Regions from separate parts of the Homo sapiens genome. Here all the other regions are linked to region 1. The links are chromatin contacts, found by Hi-C or POLR2A ChIA-PET in ENCODE. All regions are on one chromosome and are shown on one strand. Each heading gives the region's core, a stretch centred on a gene start or an enhancer-like site at or near the end of the contact. The rest is flanking DNA. Distances are from core to core; before and after follow the strand shown.

Region 1 (3,597 bases), core at 916-3,415:
ACCACTTTAGCATCCTGGATCAGAATCCCATGGAAAGAATATTAGAATGTTAACATAGTAAAATAAAAATGTTTGTATGAATGAGATTGGGTAAAACCCTTTAAGTTCATCTGGAGCCAGGGCTCCAGGGACACCACAAATGAACTTCAAAAATGTTTGTGACTCCCCCAGACAAATCTTAGGTAAATTCGTTCACGTGCATTTTAGGGGAGAAGGCCTTAGCATTCAACAGAATCTCAAAGGGGTCCCTAACCCTACAGGTAATTCTCTCAGTAGGGCTGTGCAGAAAAGGCAGCACAAATTCCCAGCTGCTCAATTTCACAGAATATTTCAAGGTAGCCTAATTATATTCAAAACAGGAAGGAAGTGACTCAAGTCTCTGCAGATTAGGCGTATGAGACAACAACTAAAGCGATACAATGGAAGAGAAAATGTTCTGAAATGCACAAAATGCTGCAAAAGTATATTTAGGATGGCAATGGAGGAACAATTTTGCTTTGCCCTGTACCCTATCAAGAAGCAAAACAATATGCATTCCAAGAGGAAGTTAGAAGCTAGACACATGTGAATCAAATACATCACGGTAAGTTCAACTGAAAATAGGCAAGAAAATAAGGAAGTGGAACAAATAACATTTTTAGAGAAAATGATGGAGTTTGTATAACTCACACTAACTTGGTTTAGAAAACACTTCTTTTTAAACTCCTCCATACCCCCTCCCTATCTTCAAAGGAAACTGGTAACACCTGCACTGTACGGGCCATAAAACAACCACATGAGGTTTGAGTTATCACAGTTCTATTTACAATTGGTCTCCACTTCCAAATGACAAGCTTAAGATCAGAACAGTTGCAAAGCCAGTGGTGTTCAATGATTTAATTAAGATTGTTTATCGGACACTATTGTGCCAAGAAAGCCATGTTACCTTCGAATTAACTCAAAGCCAATACATCCAAGCACCTAAAACAGCATGTAATAATCTATCCAGAGACCTGACAATTCAGTTGCAATTGCTAAGACACACTTGATCTCTAAATGTGAATATTATGTATGAACAGTTATGCATCATTATGAAGGAATGGCTTTAGCGTTTCAATGCCCCTATATTGCTGGTGATTTTGCGTTTGTTTCCGTTGTAATCAACGTATGATTTAGATAGTCAAATATAGCTTTAAGGGACTACAAGAGTTCTACTGTAGACAGCATAATGCAAAAAAGAAAAGCCTTAGATGATATGATTCTACGAGTATTCATTGAATCTTCCTCACCACTAAGCGTGATACTCCCGATTATCCTCATTGAAAAAAATGAGGAAATCAAGCAAGTGACCAAGTGAAGTCACCAGCCCAAGGTCAGCCAGAAGCAAAATCTAGTTTGAACCCAGGCCGTTCAGATCCTCAAACTTGAGACAAGCACTGCCTCCTAAGTGCTGGTTGTGTTTGGAAGACCCCGATCTCCTGGCAATTCTCCCGGGCAGAGTAGCTGTCGGATGTCAGCAGCGGGGAAGTCATCTACGGGGACCCTCTGGCGAGTCTCAGGGAGTGTCATCCTCCCCGGGCAGGACACCCAGGCGGAGAAAGGGTCTAGTGGGAGGTGACACCTGCAGCCTCTGGAGGCTGCAGCCGGGAGGACGCTCACATTTTACTTCTGTAATTGGCTTTCCTGTGGATTGCCCAAGCCCCTTCCTGTTGGGGGAGCAGCCCTGGCCCCCGTCACCTCCCCAGTTGGCCTAGGACGGAGGGAACGGGAGGGAACGAGAGGGAAGGGAGGGCCGCGAGGGACGGGGAGGGCGGCGGCCCCCTGCCCGCCCGGCTCTGACAGGCCCGGGACGGTTCCCACCCCAAGGCCGCCCAGGGACCTCTTCGTTGCGACCCTAGCCGCGGGATGCAGCCTGACCTGAGGGGGCGGCCCCGGGGTAGGGGTCCGGGCCAGGAAAGCAGAGGGGAGCGGGCCCGGCCGGTGCGACTCACCCGGCCCGCTGCAGTCAGCGCACACCTCGCTGCTCCGGAGCCGTTTCGACATGGCTCCCACCTCCCACCTGCGGGGAACTAGAGGCCGGGGGACAGCAAAGGCGGCGGTGGCGGCGGCGCTTCCGCTCTAACGGGTCCCAGCTGCGGCGGCGCTGACGGCGGCGCCTCTCCCCTCAGCGCCTTGCAGCCTTGGCACAGCACGCACGCGCGGGGAGGTGCCCTTCGGCGAGTGTCAGGTCATGTGACCGGAAAGGGCACTCTGCCTTGTCGCCATCTTGAGTGAGGGCAGGAGACTGCCCGAGTATCATCTGTCCTACCTTTAAATATTGAATTTGGGTCTTCTTCTCTGGCAGAGATTCCCCTCGTCCCAACTGATTAATACCAGGGGAAGTAGCAATATCTTGTGATGAGAACCCTGCAGCCACAACCTTCCTGAGGCAATCAATGGTCAAGTTCATTCATTCATTCCTTGATTCAACAAATGTTTATCAAGCACTTACCATGCTTTATATACTGTCCCAGCCACTGGAGAAACAGCAGTGAGCAAAGACTGAATTTCTAGTCCTTATGAAGCTTGCATTTTACTGGGGTAAAGTAAAATAAGAATATATTATATGATTCCAGGCTGGGCGTGGTGGCTCACTCTTGTAATCTCAACTCTTTGGAAGGCTGAGGCAGGAGGATCACTTGAGGCAGGAGTTCGAGACCAGCCTGGGCAACATGGTGAAACCCCATCTCTACTAAAAATACAAAAATTGGCCGGGCGCGGTGGCTCACGCCTGTAATCCCAGCACTTTGGGAGGCCGAGGCGGGTGGATCACGAGGTCAGGAGTTCAAGACCAGCCTGGCCAACATGGTGAAACCCCGTCTCTACTAAAAATACAAAAATTAGCCGGGCACAGTGGCAGGAGCCTGTAATCTCAGTTACTTGGGAGGCTGAGGCAGGAGCTTGAACCCAGGGGGTGGAGGTTGCAGTGAGCTGAGATCACGCCATTGCACTCCAGCATGGGCGACAGAGTGAGACTCCGTCTCAAAAAAAAAAAAAAAAAAAAAAAAATTAGCCGGGCGTGGTGGCGCATGCCTGTAATCCTAGATACTCAGGAGGCTGAGGCATGAGAATCGCTTGAGCCTGGGAGGTGGACGTTGCAGTGAGCAGAGATCGCGTCACTGCACTCCAGCCTGGGGGACAGAGCGAGACTGTCTCAAAAACAACTTCAACAACAACAACAAAAATAACAAAAAAGAATATATTAGATGATTCCTTAGGCTTCAGTTTTAATCTCATGTTCAAAATTAAGATAATGCATTGTTTACTTCTAGTCCACGATTTGTTTTTGTATGGCTTGCTACTTAAGAATGATTTTTACATTTTTAAAGGGTTGCGAGATGAAAATGAAGAAGAGAGAGAGGGAAATAAAGAAAAAGAGGAAGAAGAATATGCGACAAAACTTGTATGTGACCAGCAAAGTTAAACATTCATTTTGGCTAAGGACAGATGGAATAAATTATGGGAAAAATGTGATACACCTGCTGGATAGTAACCCCTCAGTAAATAGTAGCTCCCATAATTATGGATATTGCTATTATTTTCTAATTACTGTTTTTCTTCATATGCGTGGAATTTGAG
Region 2 (3,325 bases), core at 669-3,168, 2.0 Mb after region 1:
CTCTTACATGCATTTGTTCATCAAATCTTGTGAATTCTACCCTTTAAAAGTTTGTCAATTCCATCCATACTTCTTCAGCCCTATTATGTCCTACTGCATGACCTTAACCTCTTCCAACTAGACTATTGCCATACCCCATTAATTGGCTTTAGTCCCGTCTTCTCAATTCCAATCCATTTCCTTCATTCCTGAGTAATGTTGTTTTTGTTTTGAGACAGTCTTCTCTGTTGCCCAGACTGGAGTGCAGTGGCAGCAATCAGGGCTGACTGCAGCCTCGACCCCTCAGGTCCAAGTGATCCTGCTGCCTCAGCCTCCCAAGTACCTGGGACCACAGGCATGCACTACCACACATGGCTAATTTTTCTACTTATTGTAGAGACGAGGTTTCATTACGTTGCCCAGGCTGACCTGGGTGCTGTTTCTACACACAAATCTAACCTCACTCTCCTAGTTAAAACTTCTGGTGACTCCAAACCCTTTAGCTTGGTGAGACCCTTTCGAATCCGCCCCATGGAAGCTCAGTAATAATCAATCAAAATAAAAAAGAGCGGCAGCAGCTGTTGCGCCAGTTCGCCTTTACATAGATTCATCTCAACCAGTTCCCCAACATGCCTGTGCATAATTTTCCCATTGTTAGAAATGCCCTGTTTCTCTTTGCCTCATGCACGCCCCCTCTTATTTCAAGGTCCAGCTCAAAAGTCACCTCCTGTCTACAACTTCCTCTGATGCTCCTGAGCAGGGATGGCTGAATCTCTGTCTCTTTACAATAAGAAAATACGGTCTTTTTTTTTCTTTTTGAGACTGAGTCTCGCTCTGTCACCTAGGCTGAAGTGCAATGGCGAAATCTCGGCTCACCCCAACTTCCGCCTCCTGGGTTCATGCAATTCTCCTGCCTCAGCCTCTTGAGTAGCTGGGATTACAGGCACGCACCACCACACTCGCCTGATTTTTAGTAGAAACGGGGTTTCACCATGTTGGCCAGGCTGGTCTCGAACTCCTGACCTCAGGTAATCCACCTGCCTCGGCCTCCCAAAGTGCTGGGATTACAGACGTGAGTCAACGCGCCCAGCCGGAATAATATTTTACAGCAATTACACTGCACTGTTTAGATCATTATTCCTATGCCGCCTCCTCCCCCAACAAAGTGCGTGCCTTCAGCACACAACGGTCTTGTTTCTGCTTATTCCGTAGCCCCGCAGGCAAAGCCAGAGTCTGGCACAAGCCAGGGACCGAGTGACTACCTGCGGAACAGAATGATTAGAATTGCGTCTGGGGTTCCTGGAGGGTGGGCCTTGGCTGGGCGGATCCCAGGAGCCTGGCGTCTCCCAGGGGAGGCGCTCACCTCAGATCGGGCCTAAGAGGGCCCTGCTTGCCACACTGACCGCCAAGCCTGGCCAAAAAGCTCAGGGAAGCCGCGGAGCCACTGCCCGCCTGGGTCAGGGTGGTGACGGAGCCTGACTGAGAATAACGGCTGAACTTGACTAATAGACTGACCGAGGGTTGGAGCGGGTCCCAACCAACTGCCTGACGGCCCAAAGGCAGGAAGAAACGATGGTAGGCCTTGTCATCTTCGAAGGAGAGGAAGGACAGCAAACGAATTGCTATAGCGTCCCCATGCGCACTTGGCGCTTCTCCTCAAGCGGAGCAGGAACGGAACTGGGCGGACCCGCCGGAAGACTCGGCGAGTGCGCGCGCGCAGGAGCCCATTTTCCCGCCCGCAACGTGGCCCCGCCCTTTTACCCAGGCCCTACGCGAGCTTCGCCGAGTACGCGTGCGCAGCAGCTTCCCCTCCCTCGCCCCGCCCCTCACGTGGCCCCACCCTCTCACCCTAGACAGATGGGAGCCTCCTGGGGTGTCCACGTGAGCGCGCGTGAGTCCGCCCCCCCAGTCACGTGACCGCTGACTCGGGGCGTTCTCCACTATCGCTTACCTACCTCCCTCTGCAGGAACCCGGCGATATGGCTGCCGCTGTGCCCCGCGCCGCATTTCTCTCCCCGCTGCTTCCCCTTCTCCTGGGCTTCCTGCTCCTCTCCGCTCCGCATGGCGGCAGCGGCCTGCACACCAAGGGCGCCCTTCCCCTGGATACGGTCACTTTCTACAAGGTAACCGGGGCGGGGGACGTCGCGCGCAGGTGCCGCCGGGGCGCCCGGAAGAGCGCGCGCCCGTGGGGAGACGCTGGATTCCGGGAGCTGACGGGAGGTGGTCTGTAGCAACGGTCCCAGAGCTTCCCGGCGTCCTACAGGCCTAGTGGACTCTGAGCGGAGAATGTTATGACCACCGGGCATGCACGCTTCAGGGCCCCGGCGCACCCTTGCTTTTGCAGCATTTATACTTGCATCCACCCTTGCAAAGATGCAGCCGAGGGAACTGGGTGCCCCTTCCCTTCACCTGTGGGGAGAGGGCGGTGCCTGGCGAGATCCAACCCTCGAGTCCCAAGTGGGAGAACCGGAGGGCGGTGCGAGGTCGACGCCACCGGGCTCCCGGCTGTGGAAGCTGGGAGGGGTTGGCGGGGGGAAATGCAGGCGCGTTAGCCTGCGTGTCCGCGCCCCTCTTCCCAGGGTTGGATTGCAGCCTGCTTTGCAGTGTGCAAACAATGATCAGATATCATACATCTTGAATAGTGCAAGCGTGAAGAATAAGCTTCAGTTCAGCCACCCTGTAAAGCAGGGGTCCCCAACCACCAGGCCCGTCGGTGGCCTGTTAGAAACCGGGCCGCACAGCAGGAGGTGAGCGGCAGGCGAGCTAGCACTACAGCCTGAGCTCCGCCTCCTGTTACATCAGCTGCGGCATTACATTCTCATAGGAGCACGACCTTTATTGTGAACTACGCATGTGAGGGATCCAGGTTGTGTGCTTCTTATCAGAATCTAATGCCTGATGATCTGAGGCGAAACAGGTTCATGTCGAAACCACCCAACCCCGTGGAAAAGTTGTCTTCCATGAAACCAGTTCTTGGTGCCAAAAAGGTTGGGGATAGCTGTTGTAGGAAACATCTTGGGGTTGGCAACAAAATCAGTAAAATTGGGTCAAGGCATGGAAGAATTTGCCACTACCTCCGCCTTTCCCCCCTTCCATTTTTGCAGAATTAGGGATCCTGGCCTGAGTAAATGGACGGTTGGAAATGGTGGCTGAATGCAACACCGCAGTCCCAGTCCCCTCCTCTTGCACCTGTCTTCACCCACGAGCAGCTTTTAACTTCCTCTAGGAGATGGGCAAGCTTAGTGTTGCGAGAGAGCCAGTCATTTCATTTTCAGGTTTTGTACTCATTGTGGGGAAGTGAAACCAAGAAGTAGTTGTCTCCAGTGGTTGAAGTCTCCTATTTTCA
Region 3 (3,246 bases), core at 373-2,872, 2.4 Mb after region 1:
TGGGATTACAGGCGTGAGCCACCACGCTCAGCTAGATCTGTAGCCTTCAATGAGTCATATGCGCATCAATCAAGTAAAAGCTCTACTCTTCTCAATCTGGTCTGAGCTACCATTATTCCCAGACCAGAATACTATAGTATTCCGTATTTTGACTGGCTTCTCTGTTTCTGGCCTTGCTCTCTTGCTCGAGCTTCACAGAGTGTCCAAAGTAATACTTCCGTACCACCCGGCCCGGCTTTTTTTTTTTTTTTTTTTTTTTTTTTTAAGAGACATGGTCGCACCATGTTGCCCAGGCTGGTCTTGAACTCCTAGGCTCAAGCAATCCTCCTGCCTCAGCCTCCCAAAGTTCTGGGATGAAGGCGTGAGCCACCATACCTGGCCTGAGTGCAGTGGCGCGATCTCGGCTTTCAGCAGCCTCGACCTTCCAGGCTCAAGCAATCCTCTCACCTCAGCCTCCCGAGTAGCTGGGACTACAGGCGCGCGCCACCACGCCCGGCTAATTTTTGTATTTTTTGTAGAGATGGGATTTCACTATTTTGCCCGGGCTGGTTCCCAACTCCTGGACTCAAGCGATTCGCCCGCCTCAGCCTCCCAAAGGGAAGTGCTGGGATTTCAGGCGTGTGCCACCGCTCCCACCCCAAAGTAGTATTTATTGTAATTATTATTATTATTTTGAGACGGAGTCTCGCTCTATTGCCAGGCTGGAGTGCAGTGGCGCGATCTCGGCTCAATGCAACCTCTGCCTCCCGGGTTCAAGCGATTCTCCTGCTTCAGACTCCCAAGCAGCTGGGACTACAGGCGCCCCCCACCACGCCAGGCTAATTCTTGAATTTTTAGTGGAGACGGGGTTTCACCATGTTGGCCAGGATGGTCTCGATCTCTTGACCTCGTGATCCGCCCACCTCGGCCTCCCAAAGTGCTGGGATTACAGGCGTGAGCCACCGCGCCCAGCCTATTATTATTTTTTTAGGCAGTGTCTTGCCCTGTCGCTCAGGGTGTAGTGCAGTGGCGTGATCACGACTCACTGCAGCCCCGACTTCTCGGGCTTAAGTTATCTTCCCGCCGCAGCCTCCACGCCCGGTTAGTTTTTTGCATTTTTTGTAGAGATGAGGTCTTGCTTTTTTGCCCAGGCTGGCCTCGAACTCCTTGGCTTAAGCGAACCTCTTGCCGCAGCCTCCCAAAGTGTTGGGATTACGGGCGTGAACCACCGCGCCCAGCCTACTATCTTTATCTTACAGAAAGAAAAGAATGGAGGAAACCGAGGCTCGGAGACAGTAGGTAATTTCCCCAAGGTTCCACAGCTAATGAGTGGAGCGGCGATTTGTGGAACGAAATGAATGAAATCGATGTGGCAGCGGGCCCGGACGGGTCGGTGGCGTAGACGCGGAGCGCGCAGCTCACACCTGGCGGCCGCGGTTTCCAGGAGGAAGCAAGGATGCTTTGGACACTGTGCGTGGCGCCTCCGCGGAGCCCCCGCGCTGCCATTCCCGGCCGTCGCTCGGTCCTCCGCTGACGGGAAGCAGGAAGTGGCGGCGGGCGTCGCGAGCGGTGACATCACGGGGGCGACGGCGGCGAAGGGCGGGGGCGGAGGAGGAGCGAGCCGGGCCGGGGGGCAGCTGCACAGTCTCCGGGATCCCCAGGCCTGGAGGGGGGTCTGTGCGCGGCCGGCTGGCTCTGCCCCGCGTCCGGTCCCGAGCGGGCCTCCCTCGGGCCAGCCCGATGTGACCGAGCCCAGCGGAGCCTGAGCAAGGAGCGGGTCCGTCGCGGAGCCGGAGGGCGGGAGGAACATGACATCGCGGAGGTGAGGAGCCCCGAGGGGCCCGGCGCGGGCCTCGGCCCGGCCACCGCCGCGTTCGGTTAGCCCCGTCCGGAAGGGGGCGCCCCGGCCGGGCTTCGGGCTCCCGCCCCGGGTCGGGGTTGGGGGCCGGTTCCCTCCTCGTCCCCTCGCCCTCCAGGGGCCGGGGGCCGGCCCCACCGCGCCCCCACCCCTCGGGTCCCCATTCATTTCCTGCCTCCCCGAGTTCCGGCTGCGGCAGCCCCGGGGATGCCCGTCAGGCCCGGGGCAGGTAGAGCCGCCGAGGGAACCACGGGTGCCAGCGGCCAGGCTCAGCGCCGCATTCCTGACCCATTGCCTCATGAGAATTGCCTCATGGTGATTCCGAAATAACCCTGCTCACTTGGGGAGGCTCCTTGGGACACGAGAGGGGAGTTGCGCGGGGCCGGGCCCCCAGTGGTCTAGTCGTTCTGGCTCACTGTGCCACTTTCGTGCATTTGGGGACTTCACGCAGGACCCCTGACCCTTTTATATGCCTCTTTGTGTCTTCTTTTCCTCCTACCCCTCACGTGCCAGAAATGGAAAAACTGACTGTATCTGCAGCCACTAGAAGTATTTCCTTCCTCTGCGATCTTCGCTTTGGGAGATGGAAAGGAAGGGAGCCGCATCTCGTTATTTAATCCTTCACTGCAACCTTAACAGTCAGGTCACTTTACTGGTACCCGTTTTATGGATGAGGAAACCGAGGCCCAGAAGCAACATGCTAGTAAATGACAAGATTTGAAACTTAGGAGGATTAGTGAGTTAATGAGATCCTTTGAAAGGTCAGGGTAATACTACTACTAATAGCTAACATTTGCTTAGTTCTGACCACAGCCCTATCAGATGGCTACTATTATCCCCATTGTAAAGATGAGTAAACCGAGTTTCAGAGGTTAAGTAAATTGCCTAACCTCACAGCTAGTAGGTGGTGGAGACAGAATCCCTACTTTTAATCACTATGTTGCTTCTATTATTTTGTAACTATTGCTAACCATTTGTAAGCCTTAATTTTGTTGTCAAACAGTAGTGTGACCTGTTGTTTTCAGATAGTGATCCTGCTATTTTGTATAGTCACTCTATATACCACTCACACTTAAGACCCATTGTCTATTCTTTTCCATGATTGTTCAATTATGGTCACTGTCTCAGACATTTAAAAAACGATTCAAGCTATTGAGGCTATTTGAATGAGATTTTCTTTTCTTTTTTTCTTTTTTTTTTTGGAGACGGAGGCTCACTCTGTTGCCCAGGCTGGAGTGCAGTGGCGCAATCTCGGCTCACCACAATCTCCGCCTCCTAGGTTCAAGCGATTCTCCTGCCTCAGCCTCCCAAGTAACTAGGACTACAGGCGCACCACTATGCCCGGCTAATTTTTGTATTTTTAGTAGAGACAGGGTTTCACTATGTTGGCCAGGCTGGTCTCAAACTCC

The links. Hi-C counts contacts between places; a loop is a spot of excess contacts on that map. ChIA-PET counts read pairs that join two places held with the same protein, here RNA polymerase II (POLR2A). Pooled maps may share reads with other maps.
Region 2: a loop to region 1 is called in a map of CD8-positive, alpha-beta T cell, with 4 times the contacts of the local background. The contact joins the promoter of ERP29 here to the promoter of GIT2 in region 1. A Hi-C loop is called at or near these places in 1 of 168 maps with a recorded cell type or tissue (CD8-positive, alpha-beta T cell), 1 of 37 single-sample maps with no recorded cell type and 10 of 50 pooled maps. POLR2A ChIA-PET finds 5 or more read pairs at or near these places in 1 of 52 experiments (MCF 10A).
Region 3: a loop to region 1 is called in a map of OCI-LY7, with 10 times the contacts of the local background. The contact joins the promoter of PTPN11 here to the promoter of GIT2 in region 1. A Hi-C loop is called at or near these places in 1 of 168 maps with a recorded cell type or tissue (OCI-LY7) and 9 of 50 pooled maps. POLR2A ChIA-PET finds 5 or more read pairs at or near these places in 1 of 52 experiments (activated CD8-positive, alpha-beta memory T cell).

The regions. Positions count from the first base shown.
Region 1 is chr12:109,994,203-109,997,799 of GRCh38, forward strand. It overlaps GIT2 (GIT ArfGAP 2), which reads right to left and starts at 2,166. Exons shown (of 20, transcript NM_057169.5): 1 at 1,971-2,166. The coding sequence starts at 2,022. RefSeq lists enhancers at 1,437-1,486, 2,177-2,336 and a silencer at 1,817-1,906.
Region 2 is chr12:112,011,508-112,014,832 of GRCh38, forward strand. It overlaps ERP29 (endoplasmic reticulum protein 29), which reads left to right and starts at 1,919. Exons shown (of 3, transcript NM_006817.4): 1 at 1,919-2,102. The coding sequence starts at 1,959. It overlaps TMEM116 (transmembrane protein 116), which reads right to left and starts at 1,658. Exons shown (of 11, transcript NM_001193531.2): 1 at 1,495-1,658. RefSeq lists enhancers at 1-129, 634-1,522, 1,393-1,582, 3,253-3,325 and silencers at 1,743-1,822, 2,163-2,252.
Region 3 is chr12:112,417,325-112,420,570 of GRCh38, forward strand. PTPN11 (protein tyrosine phosphatase non-receptor type 11) reads left to right here and starts at 1,623. Exons shown (of 16, transcript NM_002834.5): 1 at 1,623-1,801. The coding sequence starts at 1,788. It also overlaps a transcript of RPL6 not described here. RefSeq lists enhancers at 180-828, 829-1,476, 1,251-1,510, 1,477-2,124 and silencers at 1,498-1,849, 1,561-2,130.